Regions from separate parts of the Homo sapiens genome. Here region 1 is linked to region 2. Evidence: chromatin contacts called from ENCODE POLR2A ChIA-PET data. All regions are on one chromosome and are shown on one strand. The core of a region is the stretch at or near the end of the contact, and the rest is flanking DNA. Distances in the headings are between cores, read along the strand shown. Region 1 has its middle 40 kb from the start of LINC01010. Region 2 holds the start of SGK1 (serum/glucocorticoid regulated kinase 1).

What was found. ChIA-PET counts read pairs that join two places held with the same protein, here RNA polymerase II (POLR2A).
Region 1: POLR2A ChIA-PET joins it to region 2 with 14 read pairs in activated CD4-positive, alpha-beta T cell. The contact joins the enhancer-like site here to the promoter of SGK1 in region 2. POLR2A ChIA-PET finds 5 or more read pairs at or near these places in 10 of 52 experiments (AG04450, GM10248, HepG2 and 7 more).

What each region holds. Positions count from the first base shown.
Region 1 is chr6:134,395,413-134,400,433 of GRCh38, forward strand. No RefSeq gene overlaps it. Among named protein-coding and RNA genes, the nearest start is that of LINC01010, 40 kb to the right of the region's middle. Within about 2 kb of position 3,184, at least 2 of the 41 ENCODE cell types and tissues checked have a DNase peak (open chromatin) inside an H3K27ac peak, as active enhancers do.
Region 2 is chr6:134,315,892-134,321,539 of GRCh38, forward strand. It overlaps SGK1 (serum/glucocorticoid regulated kinase 1), which reads right to left and starts at 2,221. Exons shown (of 14, transcript NM_001143676.3): 1 at 1,501-2,221. The coding sequence starts at 1,569. RefSeq lists an enhancer at 1,769-2,048.

The sequences.
Region 1 (5,021 bases), core at 1,934-4,433, 80 kb after region 2:
CAGGCTAAAATTTCCAAGGTCATAGAAGACTTTATGTGTACCATATTAAAAAAAACAAAACAAAACAAAACAAAAAAAACAACAACAGTTTAAAAGCTACTTCCTATACTCATTTATTTTATCCGTAAGTCAAATTTCCTACGATCATGCAACAAACTATTGGTTCCAGAAGTTGATCCGAAATTGGGAGAGGATTGGTTTAGTGACAGTTTCCTCTCTTTCTCTGTAGGTTACTCCAGGAGTGTTCCAGGGATCAAGGCAGGACCAGGACCAACCTGGGGAAGGCTAGGGCCTCATGTCTTTTCTTCTCCTGCTTCTCAACTCTAGGAGACCAGACATAAGATGTTAACATAGAATAATTGCACTAACACTGAATGGATTTATAAAAAATTAAAATGAAGTCAGAATTTTTCTCTCTAGTACTAATAAAGAGAACACATGGAAGGTTACAACATCAGCTTAATCCTAAGGCTGGCTTCAGTGGGGGCTATGAGAAGGCTGATGCATTGAATGCCTTCCATTTCTTTCTTTTTCTCACCTTCTCCAACCTCCTCTGTGCCCTGCTCAGACAAACAGCACCTCCTTCCCACTTCCCACCTCTCCTCTGCACTTGGTAGGGTCAGATTTATAAGCAGAAGCAGACCTTGTCACCTTTTCTTTTCTTTCTTTTTCTTTCCTTTCTTCCTTCCTCCCTCCCTCTCCCCCGCTTTCTTTCCTTCCTTCCTTCCCTCCTTCCTTTCTTTCTTTTATTTTCTTTCTTTCTTCTTTCTTTCTTTCTTTCTTTCCTTCTTTCTTTCTTTCTTTTTTTCTTTCTTTCTTTCTTTCCTTTCTTTCCTTTCTTTCTTTCTTTCTTTCTTTCTTTCTTTCTTTCCTTCTTTCTTTCTTTCTTTTTTTCTTTCTTTCTTTCTTTCCTTTCTTTCCTTTCTTTCTTTCTTTCTTTCTTTCTTTCTTTCTTTCTTTCTTTCTTTCTTTCTTTCTTTCTTTCTTTCTTTCTTTCTTTCTTTCTTTCTTTCTTTCTTTCTTTCTTTCTTTCCTTCTTTCCAGGGTCTCTCTGTGTTGCACAGGCCGCAGTGCAGTGGCGCAATCTCAGTTCATTGCAAGCTTCGCCTCACAGGTTCAAGTGATTCTCGTGCCTCAGTCTCCTGAGTAGCTGGGATTACAGGCATGCACCACCACTTCTGGCTCGTTTTTGTATTTTTAGTAGAGATGGGGTTTCAACATGTTGGCCAGACTGGTCTTGACTTTCTGGCCTCAAGTGACCCGCCCGCCTCAGACTCCCAAAGTGCTGGGATTACAGGCATGAGCTGCTGTGCCTGGCCTCTTGTCACCTTTTCTGATTTTTCCTTGGTGGCTCTCTAAGGAGAAGGCCCCAAATGGACTCAAGAGCAGAAAAGACAACCGATTCTAGGGCCACATAGAGACGCTTTAGACAATTAAAACTCCTGGATTGAAGAGTGTTGACACAGAGACACAGATTCCAGCTGCACTGCCCCGCCTCAGCCTTGGGAAATTCTCTGGATGATTATATAGGATTGAGCTGCTCCTTCTGGGGGATCACAGAAAATCCAGATGCAGGTGCATTCAGGCCCAAACTTGTGAGAGAGGCAAATGGTGGCCACCCTCCCCAGGCACTTTAGCCGCTTCTCACTGAGCTTGCCCCAACTTGGCCATGCCGCTGTCTCACGATCCCTCTCCACTCTGCCACTGTCATCCCCCTTGCCCCTCATTTTTCCACACCCATCCTCTCTCATGAAGCTTTTCACATTCTTCCTTCAAAAGCTATTGCTTGTTGTGTGATGTGAGTGAAAATAACTTCTACCACCACAACTCAGTCCTGCAGGCTTTTTGTCACTTACTGAAGCAATTAAAGGCTAATAGCACTTGTTTGTGTTTCCAGAGCAGAGCATAGAAGTGCATATCTGTAGTCCCTAAAGTCAGCTCATGCAGGACAGAGTATTCTGGACACACAGCACGAATCGGAAGAGCTGTGGAATCAGTTTGGGAAAATGTTGAATTGCATATAAGAGGAGGAGATTTAACATCTGCGCATGTTTTCTCTAGTACTATCTGTCTATCTGTCTATCTATCTATCTATCTATCTATCTATCTATCTATCTATCATCTATCTACCTACTTACTTATCTACCTACCTACCTACCTACCTACTTATCTACTTACCTATAAATGAATAATAGCTGCTGGTGGGTAACTGTGGCTCTTTGTTTTCATGTAAAGAGCATATTTCAGAGAAGTGGACTTGTTTCACTTTTTTTTTTTTTTTTTTTTTTTTTTTTTAGGTCCTAAATGTAGCTTCTAGGAGACTTAGTTTAGGGGAAGTAAAGAAAATGATGTTAACTGTGGATCACTGGGCCCTCAGGGCAGATGCCCACCCATCTGGATACCGGAGATAGCACCTGCTCCTAGTTTCATGGCCGATTTTGCCTGCGTCTGCTTCACTGGTTGTACCCATGGGTGGTGACTTCTTCAGAAAGTGATCTCATAACCTGTTTGCACATTGTTTTGGAAGTAAACGTTGCCAGAGATTAAAGTATTAAATGTAATCTTACTTACCCTTCTAGAGGACATTGCGGCAAAAATATTCTTCCAAAGGGATGCCTGATATTACAGATGGATCCAGGTTTTGTAGGGCCTATGTTTATGCAATTTTGTAGAACTTCTTTAATAAAAAGTATATAAAAAGTTGATTTCATAGAAGTAAAAAGTAGTATAGAAGATACCTGAGGCTGGGAAGGGTAAGAGGAAGGAGGATGATGAGAGATTTTTGAAAGGATACAAAGTTACAGCTAGATAGGAGAAACAAGTTCCAGTGTTTTATTTCACTGTAGGATGACTATAATTAGTAATAATATGTAGTGTCAAATGGCTAGGAGGATATCAAATGTTCTCAACACAAAAAATAATAAACGTTTGAGATCTGATCACTAAACATTACATGTACAGCACTATGTACCCCATAAATGTGTACAATCATTATACATCAATTAAGAAATAAAAGAAAAAAGAAAAAGTATTGATACGGTTTGATTCTGTGTCCCCATCTAAATTTCATCTTGAACTGTAGTCCCCTTGTGTCAGGGTAGGGACTTCCTGGGAGGTGACTGGATCATGGGGGCGGTTTCCCACACGCTGGTCTCATGATAGTGAGTGAGTTCTCATGAGATCTGGTGGTTTAAAAATGTTTGGCAGTTGTCGCTTTGCTCTTTTTCTCTCCTGCCACCATGTAAGACGGCCTCACTTCCCCTTTGCCTTTCACCATGACTGTAAATTTCCTGATGCCTCCCCAGCCACGTGGAACTGTGAGTCAATTAAACCACTTTCCTTTATAAATGACCCAGCCTCAGGCAGTTTTTTATTGCAGTGTGAAAATGGACTAAGATAAGTATATAAAAGTCGTTATAAAAGTAAACATTTATTTAGAGTTAGAAAAGAAATCTCAACATATTACAATTTAAAAATATGACAAATACTACAAACATCACAAAATCCAGAAAAACCGTAATATTTATTATTAACTAACGGCTTGATTCACCTCTACAATACTTTCTTACTTACATATTTTGGCAGCATACTTTGATTTTTCTGTTAACGTGTTGGCTTTAAAAAATCATTTTCCATGAAGAAAATAGAAATGTAATTCAATCTTATAGTACGCTTGACTTATATTTATTATTTATTGTTGATAATTGGAAAGAATAAAATATTCAACTCACAGAGATATATATTTTGTTTGTAGTATTGCTAAAGGTTTGTGCTCCACAAAAGAAGAAATTCTGATAACTTCTATTTTACGTGATAACCATTAAGCAAAGAAAAGCAAATGGCCAGGTACAGTGGCTCATACCTGTAATCCCAGTACTTTAGGAGGCGAAGGCAGGAGGATAGCTTGAGCCTAGGAGTATAGCTTGAGCCCAGGAGTTCGAGATCAATCTGGGCAACATAGTGAAACCTCATCTCTATTAAAAAAATACAAAACTTAGATGGGTTTGGTGGTATGTGCCTATGGTCCCAGCTACTCAGGAGGCTGAGGTGGGAGAATTGCCTGGGCCCAGGAAGTTGAGGGAGCAGTGAGCTGAGATCATGCCACTGCACTCCAGCCTAGGTAACAGAGTGAAACCCCATCTCAGAAATAAATAAATAAGAAAAGCAAAGAAATATGTTTCAGTTATTAAATATATGTCATTATCAAGTATGTTCCTAAGAAGAGAGAATTTCCAATTAGACTAGACATCATGAGAACGGGATCTTCCGCTTAATCTTTTTTTTTTTTTTTTTCTTTGAGCTAGGGTTTCTCTCTGTTGTCCAGGCTGGAGTGCAGTGGTGTGATAATAGCTCACTGCAGCCTCAACTTCCCAGGCTCAAGCAATCTTCTCACCTCAACCTCCTGAGTAGCAGGGCCTATAAGGCAGGCACCACTAGACCTGGCTAATTTTTGTATTTTTCTGTAGAGACAGGGCCTCACCTTGTTGCACCACCTGGTCTCAAACTCCTGGGCTCAAATGATCTGCCTGGCTCGGTCTCCCAAAGTGTTGGGATTACGAGCGTGATAGTCAGTAGTCCCTACAGTCAGCTCATGCAGGACACTGTGAGCCACTGTGCCCCGCCTAAAATTTTAAACATCTGATAATCGGGAGAAATTTTCCATGGACTAGCCCTGGCTCCATATGTCTCAAACCTTGTGTGTCCTCCGTGGTTGGTAACCTTGTGGTGCCAAGCACTACTAGGAACATTCGCAGTGAGGCAGCCTCTGGCCCAGCACTTTCATGTCTCAGTGCTGGCTGGGTGGGCCCAGTGGATAGTCAGAGCCTGCCTAGGAGCCACTCCTACACTAGGACAACTGGCATTAACCACGTGGAAGTGATCATGAACTATAGAAACATATACCAGTAAAACCAAATAAATGTGTCCTCAACTAAACTTCCCTTCAGCCGCATCTCAAAAACATATGTAGCTGCTCCAGCTTCACTGAACTACGGAACTCTGATATAGGAAATTTCTACCTG
Region 2 (5,648 bases), core at 971-3,470:
AGAAAGAAAATTAATTTTCATAAAGGGCTCTTCCCTTGGAAAGAAATATTTTAGCTACAGAGAAAAACTAAGAAGCCTTGTGGAGCTCTGTGAAGTTGCACTGACTTGCTTTCACTTAGCTTGCAGCTCACTAGTGAGATTTCACATGGTACTCCCACTCCAAGAGCAGGGGCCAGGACAGGTTGGTTTCATTTTGGTTTGAATGCATATGCTTTGGCCCACAGACTTGGAGAAAGATTTTGCTTTACTGATGAGAACTCAGTCAAGGGTGCTTGGGAGCCTTCGCTGGCCCTCTAGCTGGGCCTGACATGTTGCCTGCATTTCTAGCCTTGCCTTCCCAGCTTGCCCATTTGGTGCAGGGAGATAGTCCAGCCCACCCTGAAATTCACTGTGTTCTGCGGATGAGTTAACTGAAGGGCTGTGTTTCAGGAGTGGCACAGAAAGGACCTGAATGAAAGGAAGGAGGAATGAATGGAGAGAACCATTTTGGTGGAATTGCCCTAGGGTATTAAATAGGATGGGGCAACTGGGGACTGGAGGATGTTCCTTCTCTTACGTTGCTTAGGAAACACTGTCCTTAAGAGTGTCAGTGTCATTCCTTTAACAATCATTCATTTCTTACCTCCCGCTTGTGTATAAATTTGCAGATTTACACAGACCACCAGTGTGGCCATCCCAGTGAACTGAGTTTATTGTGAAATATACATGCAAAAAAATCCTTTTTTCTCACCTACAACCAATGCAACATTATTCATACTTTGAGTTGAAGAATAAGGAGTTTAAGAAATAAATGCATACAGCAACATAACCCTGAATTATCACTCAAATACAGACCTCCCACTGCTCTCTCCCAAAAAAAAAAAAAAAAAAAAAAAAAAAAAGGCAGTTATTCTAAGCAAAAGCAAAAATTGAGGCAACTTAAAATAGACAATTTTAAATGCTGGATTCCATCATTTCTGTAAAAGGTCATTCTACTCCTTTGCTATTTATACCACAGATAGAGACACAGCAAATTATTGGCTGAATGGATTTGGGAAACCAGAAGCTGCTGCTTCTGACGAACGAAGATGATAATGCATCACTTGAGACTGAGTGGATGAAAGGTGTAGAAAAGTTGAACCCTTCAAAGATGAGAGGAAGCTGCTAAATTAGCCCCTGACTAAATTACTAGCCATAATTGTACTCAAGCCAGTTCTCTTTGCGACTGCCTTGTAATCTTTGTTGTGGCTTGAGAGAGAAAAATCCCCATTCCCAGCTCAAACCCGTTTAAGGCATCTCAGCCCAACCCCCTCCTCCCAATGCAACTCTTCATAGCCCCCTGCCCCTCCTCCAACAAATTCTAATCAAGTCAGGTATAGTTCTCAGCTTTACCACTGCCATCAGAAGCACGGCTTACATTAAGGGTTTAGCAACAAAACCTCAGGCTTACTTCAGGCAAACATTCAAAAGCATTTAAGAGAAGCACAGAAAACAAAAGAAATAAGCAAAACCTGTCCTTACCCGCTTCTTAAAAAATTGGAAGGCTGAGCATTTCTTGACTGGGAATCCATTCATGTCTTTGTTTACCATTTTCCACCGTGGGGAATTCACAGTTATAGATCCAGGTTGGCACCCGCCTGGTTAGTGCATATCTGTTTCCCCGGTTTACCTCCTGCAGACAGTTAATGAAGACTGAGCGGGATGGAGAATCTAGCGGGGCTCAGTTCTTCACTCGCGCATTCTGCAGCACCAGCTACTGCAGCAACCTCTCCCCACTTTCAGTTGCCACCGACAGCGGCTTTTCTCCTTCCATCATTGCTCCGAAACATATGCATCACCGCTGCAGGACCCTGGGGGCCGGACGGTGGGATACGGCCAATCTCCGGGGAGATGCTGTGGCTCTTACCGAGCGGGAGAAGGGTACGCCTCCCCGCCCCCAGCTACCTGGCTGCTCTTCCGCGGCCGGCGCGGGGAGCGAGTCGCTCTTCTCCAGGTGATGCGCTCCTGGAGGCGGCTTGAGAGAGGAGAGTTGTTTTTGATTGTGCAAGTTCCAGTGGGAGCTGTAGTTAAGCAGCTGAGAGAAGGAGTAAGAAAGAGCAGAAGCCAGAGGGAGGGAGGGAGAACAGCGCCAGAAAGGCAGAGGGAGCGAGAAGGCGAGGCTGGAAGAAGCAACGGTTCATGAATATCTGAGCAGCGGATGGAGAGAAGGCACAGCCGGCTCAGGGCACACTGAAGAGCAGTTGACTCCCCTTGGGAGGGTTACTTTAAATAGCTTCTTTTCTTTCTTTCTTTTTTTTTTTTTTTGGTTAGGACCATTTAAATCAGAGTTTCATATAAATTGCACACCGTTTTTATTTTATGCTCATTGACATTCTTTTGAATCCTGTTGCTGAATAAAAGCCTCTCAACGGAAATGTAATCACATTTAATCTCGACCTGTCCAAACGTGGAAGAAAATGAAATAAAGTGCAAGCGTAGGTATAACAATGGAAGATCTCTCACTATGTAGAAGCTCTTTTAGCCTCCCCTCCCCTACTTGTCATTATATAGTGGGCAATGGTGACGGTAATTGTGTCTTTTTCATTAAAACAGCTTATTAAAAAAAGAACACAATGAACATATACAAAGTACTTTATTACACACATACACACACACACGAGTTATTACCAAAAAGTACTACTGAATCCATTTAATGATGAGGAAGGTTTGATAAATAAAAGAGTAAAGCATTCTTCCTATTAGGTGAAAAATTTCCCAAAAAATCCTTACTCATGTTATCCTTTGCACACTGAGCTCCTTTTAAAAAAGCCATTTAATTGTATGTGGCTTATTTTTCCATTTTTATTCTTTAATGTTGATATTTTATGGGAATGATTTTAAAGATTAGTTGATAGTAAAGCAAGAAAGCAAAGAAAATAAACTTGGCATCTGACCTGGCAGAAAGCCACCAACATCGGTGTGTGGCTTTCTGCCATCACCTGACCTCACTGTGCCTTTCGGACACTGCCTCATCCATAAAATGGAGGCAGCCACTCATTCATTCATTCACTCATTCATTTATTTAGTCATTCATTATTTGCTATTTCATTCCATTAATAAATCTAACTCTGACAAGTGTCCTCAGGATGTGGAGCCTTTTCATAATCATCACAAGGGAATATAATTGATAAATAAGTGAAAGGCGCAATGCTAATTTGAAACTGATTATGACCTCATTATATATAACACACCTAACATTGTTAAAGTATTTACATGGAAGTCTCTGGTAAGAAGAGAAACATCAGGTTAAACTGGGAAAGAAATGCATGGGTTTCATTGAATTGGACTATAAATCTCTACAGTTGGGCCAGAGTTTTTGGGAATAAACATGAAATCCTGTTTGCTAAATGCCTTGAGGTTTCCAAAAAGAAAATGCAATACAACTAAATGATGGCATGATAACCAAGGGAAAACAACTATTCATTTTGGAGAGATATGTTAAGTTGTCCAAGATGCAAGTATATGTTATGTAATCTACAACATTGATAAGTTTTTGTGGTTCTTCTAAAGAGTTCATTTAAAATTATGGTAGTTCAAAGGGAATTATTTTGAGACGATGGAAGTGTTCTCTATCATGATGATGGTGGTGGTTACATAACTATGCATTTGTCAGAACTCATCAAATTTTATATAGGAAAAGGGAAACTTTTGCTGCATGTAAATTATACCTCAATGGACCTCATTTTAAAAAATGATGGTCATTCAAGTTCTTTCTTTTTCGTCCCATTGCCACTCCCCCAAAAGTGTTTTAACAGACATTTATTGAATTTGAGTAATATACAGGAGGGGACCTTTAAGCACTCTGCTAGGAAGGAGGTGCTGGGGCTTTGCTTAATCCCACATTGGCCTAGCATGCATACTGGTTGATATCATTTGGCTGTGTCCCCACCCAAATCTCGTCTTGAATTGTAGTTCCCACAGTGAGTGATTTCTCATGAGATCTGATGGTTTTATAAGGGGCTTTTCTCCCTTTTGCTCAGCACTTCCCCTTCCTGATGCCATGTGAAGAAGAATGTGTTTGCTTCCCCTTCTGCTCTGATTGTAAGTTTCCTGAGGCCTCCCCAGCCATGCTGAACTGTGAGTCAATTAAACCTCTTTCCTGTATAAATTACCCATCTCACTATGTCTTTATTAGCAGTGTGAGAACGGACTAATACCCTGGTTTCATGTAGGATGTATGTTCATTTGGGGTGCAGGCGGGTGGTTAATAGAGATTATGAGGGAGGAGAAGACAAGCTAAATGCTATCTTTTCCCTCACTCCATGCCACCTCTTGAAGATGCTGCCACTGTCACTTGGTCTATGCTAGATCCTATGGAAGGTCCAGTGCATGTAAGTGTCACTGGTTTTTGTCACCAAGGAACTCACAGCCTAGTAGAGAAATATACAGTGTGGTAAGAATACTATATACAGTAGTCCTCCCTTATCTGAGGTTTTACCTTCCACAGTTTCAGTTACCTAAGGTCAACAATGGTCTGAAAATCAGTGAGTACAATACGATACTTTTAGAGACACAGAGAGAGACCACAGTCACATCATTTTTATTATCGTACATTGTTAAAATTATTCTACTATTGTTGTTAATCTCTTACTGTGCTTGATTTATAAATTAAACTTTATTATAGGTATGTATGTACAGGAAAAAACATAATGTATATGGAGTTTGGTACTATCTGAAGTTTCACGCATCCATGGGGGGGGTCTTGGAATGTATCCCCCATGGATAAGAGTGTACTACTCTGTGTGTGTGTGTGTGTGTGTGTGTGTGTGTGTGTGTGTGGTGTGTATGCATCAACCCTGCCTTAATTTGGAGGGGGGAAGGGTGGGGCTGGATGGGTAAGAGAGGTCCAGGAAATTTACCTAAAGGGATGATGTTAGTGCATGGCCTTAAAGAATGAGTAGGTCAGTCAGATGAAGGAAGAGAAGTATAGGGCAGGGATTCTGACTATATCTGACAGCCAATTATTTTGGATTATCTTTTGATTGGTGCAATAATAGAGAAATGCATTAACTGCACTGTGTTGGTTATTCAGGAAAAGAAGGCATCTTTCATCTCACTCTGACCTCTATTTTCATAAGTAAAGCTGCCCTCAGGTAAGCCCAGAGTGACTACTGTTTACTAAATGTTTCCTTTGACAGGTCCACTGTTGATACCTATAAAGGAGCACAGGCTCCTGCTTATAATAATAAAAAAAAAAACTCTGGACTCATGCAACATCTTGTTTATAAATCAAACTTAATTTAATTAATTAACTCACTTCTTGTTCCCATAAAACACACTTATTTATTTTTGTAGCACCAGCACACAGCGGAGTGCCTGGGCCATGCTAGCACTCAACAAATGGTTTTCAAACGAATTAAATACAAAAGTAAGTATAGCTGACATCAGTGACCCTGGCACCAGACCATTTGCAGGAATCATTAAATACCTTTAAGATTCTTCAGTCATTAAGCTCTCTCCCATGATAGCCAATATGCTGAGCTCCAGTAAGAGCAAACGACCTCACTCCTCACCATTTCCTCTTTAAGCCTCAATGACACTGTAGCCCTGGGATGACACTTCTTTTTGATGGAAAATCCCAATGTTAAAAATAATCCCTTGGGCCAGGCACAGTGGCTCATGCCTATAAT